Linked DNA regions of Homo sapiens: all the other regions are linked to region 3. Evidence: chromatin contacts called from ENCODE Hi-C or POLR2A ChIA-PET data. All regions are on one chromosome and are shown on one strand. Each heading gives the region's core, a stretch centred on a gene start or an enhancer-like site at or near the end of the contact. The rest is flanking DNA. Distances are from core to core; before and after follow the strand shown.

Evidence for each region. Hi-C counts contacts between places; a loop is a spot of excess contacts on that map. ChIA-PET counts read pairs that join two places held with the same protein, here RNA polymerase II (POLR2A). Pooled maps may share reads with other maps.
Region 1: a loop to region 3 is called in a map of ascending aorta, with 1.9 times the contacts of the local background. The contact joins the promoter of ABI3BP here to the enhancer-like site in region 3. A Hi-C loop is called at or near these places in 1 of 168 maps with a recorded cell type or tissue (ascending aorta) and 3 of 50 pooled maps. POLR2A ChIA-PET finds 5 or more read pairs at or near these places in 3 of 52 experiments (MCF 10A, PC-9 and activated CD4-positive, alpha-beta T cell).
Region 2: a pooled map shows a loop between it and region 3 (6-fold over the local background). The contact joins two enhancer-like sites. A Hi-C loop is called at or near these places in 4 of 50 pooled maps. POLR2A ChIA-PET finds 5 or more read pairs at or near these places in 2 of 52 experiments (GM12878 and activated T-cell).

What each region holds. Positions count from the first base shown.
Region 1 is chr3:100,991,881-100,995,455 of GRCh38, reverse strand. ABI3BP (ABI family member 3 binding protein) reads left to right here and starts at 2,035. Exons shown (of 68, transcript NM_001375547.2): 1 at 2,035-2,150. The coding sequence starts at 2,072.
Region 2 is chr3:100,897,754-100,901,325 of GRCh38, reverse strand. ABI3BP (ABI family member 3 binding protein) reads left to right here. Exons shown (of 68, transcript NM_001375547.2): 4 at 2,432-2,564. Among named protein-coding and RNA genes, the nearest start is that of ABI3BP, 94 kb to the left of the region's middle. Within about 2 kb of position 1,750, at least 3 of the 41 ENCODE cell types and tissues checked have a DNase peak (open chromatin) inside an H3K27ac peak, as active enhancers do.
Region 3 is chr3:100,953,729-100,956,959 of GRCh38, reverse strand. The region is part of intron 1 of ABI3BP (ABI family member 3 binding protein); the gene reads left to right. Among named protein-coding and RNA genes, the nearest start is that of ABI3BP, 38 kb to the left of the region's middle. Within about 2 kb of position 1,784, at least 4 of the 41 ENCODE cell types and tissues checked have a DNase peak (open chromatin) inside an H3K27ac peak, as active enhancers do; they include ascending aorta, where a contact is called at or near this core.

The sequences.
Region 1 (3,575 bases), core at 786-3,285, 38 kb before region 3:
CATTTTTTATTTCTGACACAATAATTAGAGATTGTGCTTCATTTAATTAGCCTACAGTCAGTTGCAAAACTGCAAATAATGATTGCTAAGGTGGATTTGACTTTGCCTGCTGGCCATGCAGAGGCCAATTCCTGAATTCCTGCTGGCCAAGCAGAGGTCAATTCCTAACTCTTGCACCAGCCCCTCATAAATGTTTTGAAGAACCAGCCTTCTTTACAATATTTCTGCTGGGTTTGTTCCCCTCAGAAAACCTGTCATTTCCTGCTAACACAGTGGTCTCACTGGCTTAATGTGATGGCAATGACATATAGGAGCAGAACCAGCAGTGCCAGCTGGATAAATGTCCTAACCCCGATTGAGGGAACTGCTTATTCAAGTAAAAAATCAGAGATGAAAAAGACCTGTTAAATAAGCCAGTGCCTCCTGTAGTCACTGCCAGAGCATTCCTATGGTGAGAGCTTAGACCCAGCCAACTCTAAATGACTTTAACAAGGTGCCTTCTCACACTTTATTTGGAAGACGGGGCTGTCTCTTCCATTTTTTCTTCTTTTTTCTTTTTGATAAGTTTTCTAACTAGAATTTCATTTGACCAGTGTTATTTAATTTTTCTCTTACTGTTTTTGGTTCAGCTACAGCACCCCAATGAGGTAAGCGATTTTCAAAGAGTCAGTATAAATATACCAACAAGGTTTAAAGTGCTTTATTAACCCAGCCATTCCACCCATGCGTCTATATATTTTGACCAAAGTGATGTAGGGGGAAAGGATACACATGTGGACTTCAGAGGTAAATATGCCCAGGTTAGAATTATAGTTCTACTTAACTGGGGGCTTATCATTTTCATTATTATTGTTTCCAGTGACTGCCATTTAGTAAATGTTTCCTGTGTGTCAGGCTCTATGGCAACTACTTTCGAAAAACTGCTAGCAAATGTAAGAAATTGATACTGTCATCTTTATTTTAGAATCTAAAATGTAGTAATTAAGACTGGAAGCACTATAGTTAAATGGGCTGCTTAAAATGCCAACACTGTGACCTTGGACTTTCACTTGACCTCTCTGTGCCCAGTTTATCTATCTGTAAAATGGGGATGATGACAATGCCTGCCTCATAGACCGTTTTGAGGAATAAATGTCTTAACATGTGTAAACTGATTCGATCAGTGCCTAACACGGAGCAAGCATTTAAATGTCATCAATATTGATAATATAGAGATGAAGTTTGCTCAAGGACAATTCATTAGTAAGTGGCATCCGTTATTAAGCAGTAGAATATACTAGCATTGTCAGGACACTTAACCTTTTTTCCTCAGCTTTTCTTAATGGCAAAATGGGGATAATGCCATATCTCCTGCAGAGGCACTGGGAAGATTAAAATACAGTAAAGTAGGTAAAGACTCGATTACAGAACTCAGTCCACAGTTGAGGCTCACATAGTAATAGTGCTCTCTCTACGTCTCTACATCTACATCTGTTGAATATATGTGTATACACATATATATTATAACGTAATGTATAGCTTTGTAGCCAAAGACTTACTCTTAAATGTTTCTCATAATACAGGAACTACAGAATGGCTCAAAATATATCTTTATGAGTTTACTCCCATTTAAAAGAATTGGGTTGGTTTACTGGATAATTAAAAAGTTTCCTTCTTAATAAGGTTTTATTTTATATTTTTAACATTTTGATAGCTTTTAGTACATTGTTTCTGGATTCTTTAAAATAGTTTATCAAATGTTTCAAAACTGCCTAAATACTTCTTCTTTCACAAATACAGATCTGCCATAATTTGAATTTTTATATCACAGAAGGAAGAGACACAGTTACAACTTAGCAGAAAGAAAGAAATGTGATGATATGTTTTTGCTGTTGTGCTTTTTTTTTTTTTTTTTTGGTGTGTGTGGGAAAGGGTGTGATGTCATCTTGTCTCCACCCCCTGTGAGTAAGCCCACGGCACAGCTAAGTGCAGCCGCCCGCCTCTGTCACTGGGAGACAGTCCACTTAAATGCAGCTCCAGGGTTGCGAGGCACCCACCAGCATCATTCCCCATGCGAGGTGGCAAATGCAACATGCTCTCCAGTTTGGGGTGTCTACTTCTCTGTGGAAGTATTACACTAGCCCTGGGAAATGCACAGAAATTGCCAAAAGGCAAGTAGCCTGATGTTTTATGTTTTAAAAATAATATTAAGATATAGATGTTTTTAAATGTTGATTTTAAATATGATCTGCTTTACCATACGGGGGGAATAGAGTTATTCTGCAGAGATTCAAAGTTCAAATGTGTGAAGGGGTCTCTTAAACTTTTACTTTCCCCTCCTGTTATTTACTTTTCAATTACAGCTCTTTATTGCAAAAATGAAAACAAACTTATTACATTGAGCAGCTGTTCATCAGAGCTTGAACTGTATACTTTCTAACTATAGTGCTTGTGTATTGAATCATATTGTGTAAATGGATATTATAGTCTGTTAGAAAGAGTTGTTTGGTGTTTTTATCCTCCTCCCCAGAGACTGAATCAGTACTAGCTTAAGATTCAAAAGAAGCTGGTTCTGAAACCTTGAATCTTTGGTGTGAACCTCAAACATACCTGTTGACCAGGAAGCTGAGGGAGTCTAGGCAGGTCAGACCAAAGTACGGTCATGTGCTGATTTGCAGACACGTCCCTCCAGTGGAGTTTGGAAGAGGGCTTGAGCTGTTGGACAGGACACTCCCCCCTTTCTTGGCTAAATTGCTCTCATTTTAGTGTTGGTATTTTGTTTACAAATGTTATCAGAAGAAAATTAAAATTTCTAAATTTTGACCCTAAAAACAACCCTTTGAGCCCATCAGAAACCAAAACAAGAGGCTGTTGCCTCTCTCCTGTCTCTGAACATAAATGTTGCATGTACTTTTGTTTCTCTGCAGAGGCACTTCTCTAAGCCAACTCTAGGTCTGTGAAGGCTTTTTATGGTTGCAGACTGCTGTAGTCAGCAGGATTGTGAAAAACAGGCTGGAATTTACCATACAGTCATGATGGAAAACATCAGAAGTAATGCAGAGCTGCAGGCTTGTCAAGAACCTGGTGTGCCTAAAGTCAGAAAGAAAGGTTGCTAGTGTCAGAATATCCAAAAGATCATCCCTAGGTCCTCTCTCTGGGTAGTCTGCCCCAGGATCATCTTGTCCCAAGTGAAAACTGTTCTTTCCTCGGTGGGTAAAGTGAAACTTGAATCCAGCATGTGAAGGCTGAAGCGGTTGGCTAGTTGATATTTCACACGATAATGTGAACAGCAATAAAAAAGACTAAGTAAACTTTCTCAACTCTGATCAAATAATTAAAGAAAAATAAAAAACAAGCACTCTTAGATCTTTTTCTACCAAGAGTTTTGCTCCTTGATCACAATAAAACTGTGATTTAAATAAATCAATTATGAGCCACAAGCATTCAGAGTTAATTGTACCTACTAATGGAATATTTAACAGTAACATATCATTTGAGAAGAGTCTGGGGGTTTTCTCAGTCTTAATACCTACAGAAGACTTTTATTTTACTTTTTATTCATTGCATAGGGATGATATAGGTGCAACTTTGTTACT
Region 2 (3,572 bases), core at 501-3,000, 56 kb after region 3:
TTCAGTTATACTAAATAGCTTAAATCAGAAATTAGTTGCCACAATTCCCTCCCCTCTTTCTGCTGATTTCCACTTCTTTTAAGAGCAGCATTGAATGGTTAAGCATTTTGAAAAATACTAATTCTTTTTCCTGGCCTCATAGATCATCCCAAAGCAAAAGGGAAATTCCAATCGCTCCTTACAACTTGTTAGTGAGAGTTGTCCAGACAGTTTTCCACACACTTGAAAATAGATGTACTCTCAATATTTCAAGACTGTACTTCAAAAATATTGAGCCACAAACTCAAGAAACATCAGTGTGATTCCATGGAATCTGTTTTCAGATGAATACTCATTGAACTGTTTCTTGATAGAAATATGATCATAGTACAAATATACAAAATTATGTAAGGAATGTCAAGAGAATGATCATGCCTTAGCACTTTATAACTTCATTTTATTTTGAGGATTCTATGACACTAGCCTTAGAAATTATTGTTTACTTTATGACCAGCTCAGGAAATTGCTTCATCTTGCTCAGGATATAACATCCCACCTTTCTTTTTGGATAGCGGATATAATTTTGTTTTTGTTATCTGCATTTAGGAATAATGTAATGACTAAGGGATTAGCTTCCATTCATTCTATATTTGTATCTGCCACATAAATTTTAATTATTTAATTATTTTTATATTAAGATTCAACCTTAGTGAAATAGTTATTTGGTCATACAAATAATTGGGAGACCATTAGTTTCCCTTGGTCATACAAGCCTTAGGTTCCTTACATGAAAAATATGTCTTTCATCTCTAAATGGCATTATTTTTATACATAGAGAGCCAAGACAGTGATATCATAAAAATAAAACTAGATTGTGATTGAGGAGACCCAGGACTTGAGTTTTGACTTTGCTCTTAATGTGACTTTGGACAATCTTGAAACTTCTCTGTGCCTTATTTTTCATCTGCAAAGTGAATGAGATCGTTGCATCACGTTAGTGAAAATCAACTCAGGAATTGAAAAGGGAAGATCACAATCATCCCAGGGCTTGTTCAAACTATAAGTGTTCCCTGCCTTCACTGCAGATTCTAATCTGCCCTCATTGGAGCTCATACATGACAATTTAAATCACCATCATATAAGGCACAATTACAGCTGGGTCTGCAGAAGTTAGAGAAGAATAAACCCGTGTTTCCAACCATGTAAATGATAACTATCTTTGAAACTTATTTCAAACATCTTTAAAAGTCAACTATCCTATAATGAGGCAATTTGCCACCACTAGGTTAGGTGTATTCTGTGCTAAGAAGGGTTCTTGCTTGAATAACAACTTACAGAACTTAAATTTAACAAAAGGAACAAGCTTGACACAATTTTCAAGAGCATTTGATTCAGATGACCACCAATAGGCTCATGCAAGGGGCACTCTCCTACCTACCTTAATAGAGGTGGCAGGCCATTCTGCCATTTGGCTCCCACTTCATTAGACAGCACAAGTTCTTTCTAGAGCAAATACAACATTCATAGTCTCAAGAAATAAAAGAGGGAATTCAACAGCAATACAGAGTATGTATGTTTTATATTCTGTGTAGTTTTATTAGGCTTTCTATCGGATTTTTATCTTATTTACTCTAATTATTTTCAATGAGTCAGCATTGGTTTTCATGGTTGAGGTTCTTCCTGTTTTTCGCTGCCCTACTTCTGCAGTTTCAGATAATTTTGAAAGTGCAAGTGCCTGCTTCTGTGTACTTGAACACAATCTCCAGTGATTTATTAGCATAACTCTTGGCATTATTTAGATCCAGTTGGCACCATCAGAACAACTGTGCTTCCTGTGTTACCCCTACTCTTCCATCATTGTTAAAAAATGTGTTTGCCTTTTCCATTTAGATACTCATTGTAAAATATATACTTACTACAATAACATGAAGAGATTTTACACTTCTAAATAGGTTAAAAAAGATTATAACCTACAATCTAGATAATAAGGTTTATTTTCTTGTCTTAGATGTTATTTCACACTCATTCACAGTCCCGGGAAAAAAATAAACATACTTTCATTTTATCTGTAAAAGAAATTAAGTGTGTGTATGTGTGTTTGTTTATTTCACTCATCACAGCTAAGACCTCCATATCCTTCCCTGACCCACAAGAAAATAAAACTAGGTATAGCTGGATATTGTTAATATGTGTACATGTACAATATACATATACATGTGTATGCATATATGCATATGCACACATGCATAGACACAAATCTGAAAAAGGTATTTGATTCACATTTAAATTCCTGGGCAAAAATTAGTAATAATGTGGACTATAGAAAAGGAAAGGAACTTGATGTTTTCACATTTTGCATCATCTTGCCAAGTCATCTTTAATGCATTTTACCCGAATCATGGCAACTTACTAAATGTCTCCTGAATTATTAACCTCTATGCCACCTCCACAGGTAAAACTCGTTCTCGCAAACCTCTGCAGCTGGTGGTTGGCACTCTGACACCGAGCTCGGTCTTCCTGTCCTGGGGTTTCCTCATCAACCCACACCATGACTGGACATTGCCAAGTCACTGTCCCAATGACAGGTAATATTAGCATTTGCTTTTAATAGCATCTGTACATGCTTTAGAAGAATATGTAAGTATCAGGACTGTTAGCATTGACTTAACACCTCTTAGCTGTACAGCCTGTTCTAGGTGTGAGGGGAACAAAGTCAGGGGCCCTGCCCTTGAGAAGGTTATCTACCTGAATAGAAAACACATACATGTAATTTTTTTCAAAAATCATGAACTATTATACAAGGAAGTATGAGTCAAATAGCAAATGGGTGGTATCAGTAATAAGTGCAATTAGAAACTCAGAAGGCGGGGCCAAAGGCAGTTAGGAAAGACAATTAAAAGTTGGAAAGTTGATTGGAAAAGGATGGATCTTTGATCTCACAATTGAAGCTCTTAAATCATACTTCTCAAAGTGTGGTTCCCAAAGCAAGCAGTATCAGCATGTCTTGAACTTGTCAAAAGGTAAATTCTCAGGTCCCCCTCAGACTCACTGAGTTAGAAACTCTCAAGGTGGGGCCCAGCCATTTGTGTTTTCACAAGCCTTCCAGGTGGTTTTGATGCCCACTGAAGTTTGAGAATCACTGGCTTAGAAAACTGAGGAGAGACACACAGGCAGAGATATAAGCAGAGGAAAAGCAAGTTGGAAATGAAGCTACCATTTTCTTTGGAAGAACAAATGGGAAAAATCTAAGTATATTTTTAAACTACTGCTATTTATCCATCCAACCATTTGATGCATGTATTTAGATGCATTGGATGGATATGTACTAGGCCCTGTGCTACATGCTGAACCATACTTCTAGGTTGGTTATAAAATGATGTTTGCTTATAAATATTTACTATATTAGCTTCAAAACTCAGAAACTTGCATCTAGAAAAGCATTCAAAATTTTCAAGCTTCAATCAAGGCATTTTATTTTTAAAGTTTTCTATTTTAAATACATTCAAAGTGATTTTTACATTTCAGAAGTTTTCTTATTCCTTTTTGAATAAAAAACATTTATTGAGGTATAATTTAAACACAGTAAAATGCAT
Region 3 (3,231 bases), core at 535-3,034:
CCTATCCATCCAGCCCAGTTACCTCTAGCTTCACCTCTTCCTGTTTTCTCCTCGCTTATCTTCCTATAGCCACAGTAACCAGGCATGTTCCTTTCTCTGAGTCTTTGCACTGGGTATTCCTTCAGCCTAGAATGTTCTTCCTCCAAATATCTGAATGGTCCATTATTATCATGATCTGTTTCCCTTCCTTCAGGGCTTTATTCTAAAGTGAAGCCTCCTCCTCTATCTATCAAAGATTGTGCCCCTTCCCACCTTGACTCTTCCTGTTTCCTTGCTTTACTTTCCTCCTCAGTATTTATCACCAGCTGTACTCGTTAGGTTAGGCTTGATTGTGTCTCAACAACAAACCCCCAAATCTCAAAGGCTTAAAAACATACAAACATATACTTTTTGCTCAATCACTTGTTTACCAGGGCCTCTGTTCTTTGTAGTCACTCAAGACCCAGGCTCCATCTGGTCAATTGCTTCCTTGCAGGACAGGAAGAACAGAGTTGGAGGGTCTGGCACCAACAATTTAACGAATTGACCTGGAAGTGGCTTATGTCCCTTTTGTGCACAACCTACTGGTGAGAATTAGTTACATGATTGTGACTAATTTCAAGAGATGGGGACATATAATTTTCATGTGCTCAGAATAATAGGGGAATCAGATATCAAGAAACAGCAGTGGTATCTACCCCATCATTTGACATGCCATATGTGTGTGTGTGTGTGTGTGTGTGTGTGTGTGTGTGTGTGTGTGTGTTGTTTTTCTTTTTTTTTTTTGAGACAGAGTCTGAGTCTTGCTCTGTCGCCCAGGCTAGAGTGCAGTGGTGTGATCTCAGCTTACTGCAACCTCCACTTCCCGGGTTCAAGCAATTCTCCCTGCCTCAGCCTCCCAAGTAGCTGGGATTACAGGTACATGCCACCGTGCCAGGCTAATTTTTGTATTTTTAGTAGAGACAGGGTTTCACTATGTTGGGCAGGCTGGTCTCGAACTCCTGACCTCAGGTGATCTGCTCATCTTGGCCTCCCAAAATGCTGGGATTACAAGTGTGAGCCCCCATGCCTGGCCTCACATACCACATGTTTTACTTATTATTTATTTATTTATCTCTTCTCACTAGAATGTAAACTCAATGAAAGTATGGCTTTTTGTTTGTTTTATTCACTGTTTGTTTTGTTCCAGCTTATGGCAGAGAGCTTTGCATATTCTAGGTGCTCAATAAATATTTGTTAAATAAATGAGTGACTGGATTTTTATAATGATTTTAAGAGAAATAAATACCAACCTTCCTTGCAGATTTGTAGATAGATGCAAAAGATTCCACGTGTAAAGTATTGTTAATACTATTACTTCTTGTTGTATGGTAGAATTCTAATTAGAAGACATCTGTGAAATGGGAGATATAAAAATATTATCCAAACAATGGAGGATACAGGCAGAGAATAGTCTAATTTAAAATCTTATGAAGAAAAGAAACAAATAAGTCAAACATCTAATACGGCTGCCACTATATTTAATAGTTGCTAAATGCATGGAAATCATCCAATATCATTTACAGGGCAAAAAAATAGTCCCAATGAACATGTTGTAAAGGGAAACTGAATCAGCAGTCATTTGTGAAAGTATTCATCTTCACTTGTTAAAAAGTCCACCCAGCCCTGTGCCTTGCCCTGCTCTGATGATGCTATTGAGACACCCGTCTGACATGCATGGAGTATTGTACTTGGATCTCTGTCAGGGACAGGACCGTGTTCTTTTCTTGGATCCAGTCTGTTCTTTTACTGAGCAGACAGCAAGCCCTTCATGCTAGAAATATGCAGCTGGGATTCTCAACATCAAAACTTCCACTTCTGTCTGATGACACATGTGCTGACTGCTCCGTGTGGTTATGGAATGCCTTTGCTGACTTTATGAGAAGAGACATGTCTTACTTTCCCTGCCCAATCTCTTGCCAGTTGAGCTTTATGATTCGTAAAAAAAAAAAAAAAAAAAAAAAAAGACAAAATTTAAAACATTAAAGGGATGATAAACACGTTTACTTTTGCCCTGGGCTTGGTGGTGACATGCTATTTCTTGATAATTATGAGAGCTGCTAATAGGCATTTTCCATGTATGCTTTTATGTCTTGTGGATTTATGTGACAGTTTATCTGGTGCCTTAGTTGGGGCCCAGAATTGTAGAGGAAAAGGGTTCACCACCCCATTAGTAATAATGCAGATGGACTAATCCATTGGCACTCAAACAAGATTTTCACACTAAGATTATCTACCAAGATCATCCATGTGTGATGTAAAGGTCTGTGGAACTATTTGGATCTAGGTTGGTCTCATTCCACCTGTTTTTGAAGGGCATGGCTGAGACTTATATTGTAAAGTACCTGTCATTCTTAACATAGTCAGTTTATTGCTACTTTATTTATTTAAATAAATTATAACAGCAAAGGATAGAGGAAATGGATAAGGAATGAGGAAAGGCTGCCAGAGAACGGCTATTTTAAAAATAAATGTACTGAAGGAAGGGCATGTACGTGAAAATAAGCCTTAAATTGATTAGAAGGGATTTCGTGACTGATAGTGAGCCAGTGAAATTCTATCCAAAGGGTAATTCCAAGATTTCATGATTCCCAGCCTTCTTTGTCCTTGTTTATAATTTTACCAAAAGAAAAAATTGGAGTTGTTATCTTTTTGGTCTGAAGTTAATGCTTCCTGTTTGTATTGCTGATTCCAAGTTTTGGGTTATTATGCCACATTAGAAAATAGCAATAAGTCTTTCATATGACCATTGAATTATTTCTAAATAATTAAAAGAAATTAATAATAATTAAAAGGTAAATATCTCATGTATATTTCTAAATGCTGTGTTTGAGAGGAGATGTTCTGATGCGCACCAGAAATATAATGCCTAGAGGTCACTGTATCTGGACCTTTGTTACACGTACTAGTGTTTGGGAGTGAGAAAGACAGTTCATCCTAAGAGCTAATCTACAGTCTGGCCCCAAGAGGGAGGGAGAATAGTTACAATTAATTTTAAGTTTCTCCCAACTCCGAGTTTCCAAGTATCTATGAGCATGATCCTTTCTTTTTAATCAAACTGGTCTATTTGCTTTTTTTAATTTTGTTCAGGGTTTGCAGTTCAACATGAGCTTCTTGCTACTACTATTTTTTACCTGGAACATTCTTTCAAGTCCTGCCTTTTATTTGACTCTTATTTTCAAAGCTAAGCTGAAGTCTCACCTTCTCCATAAA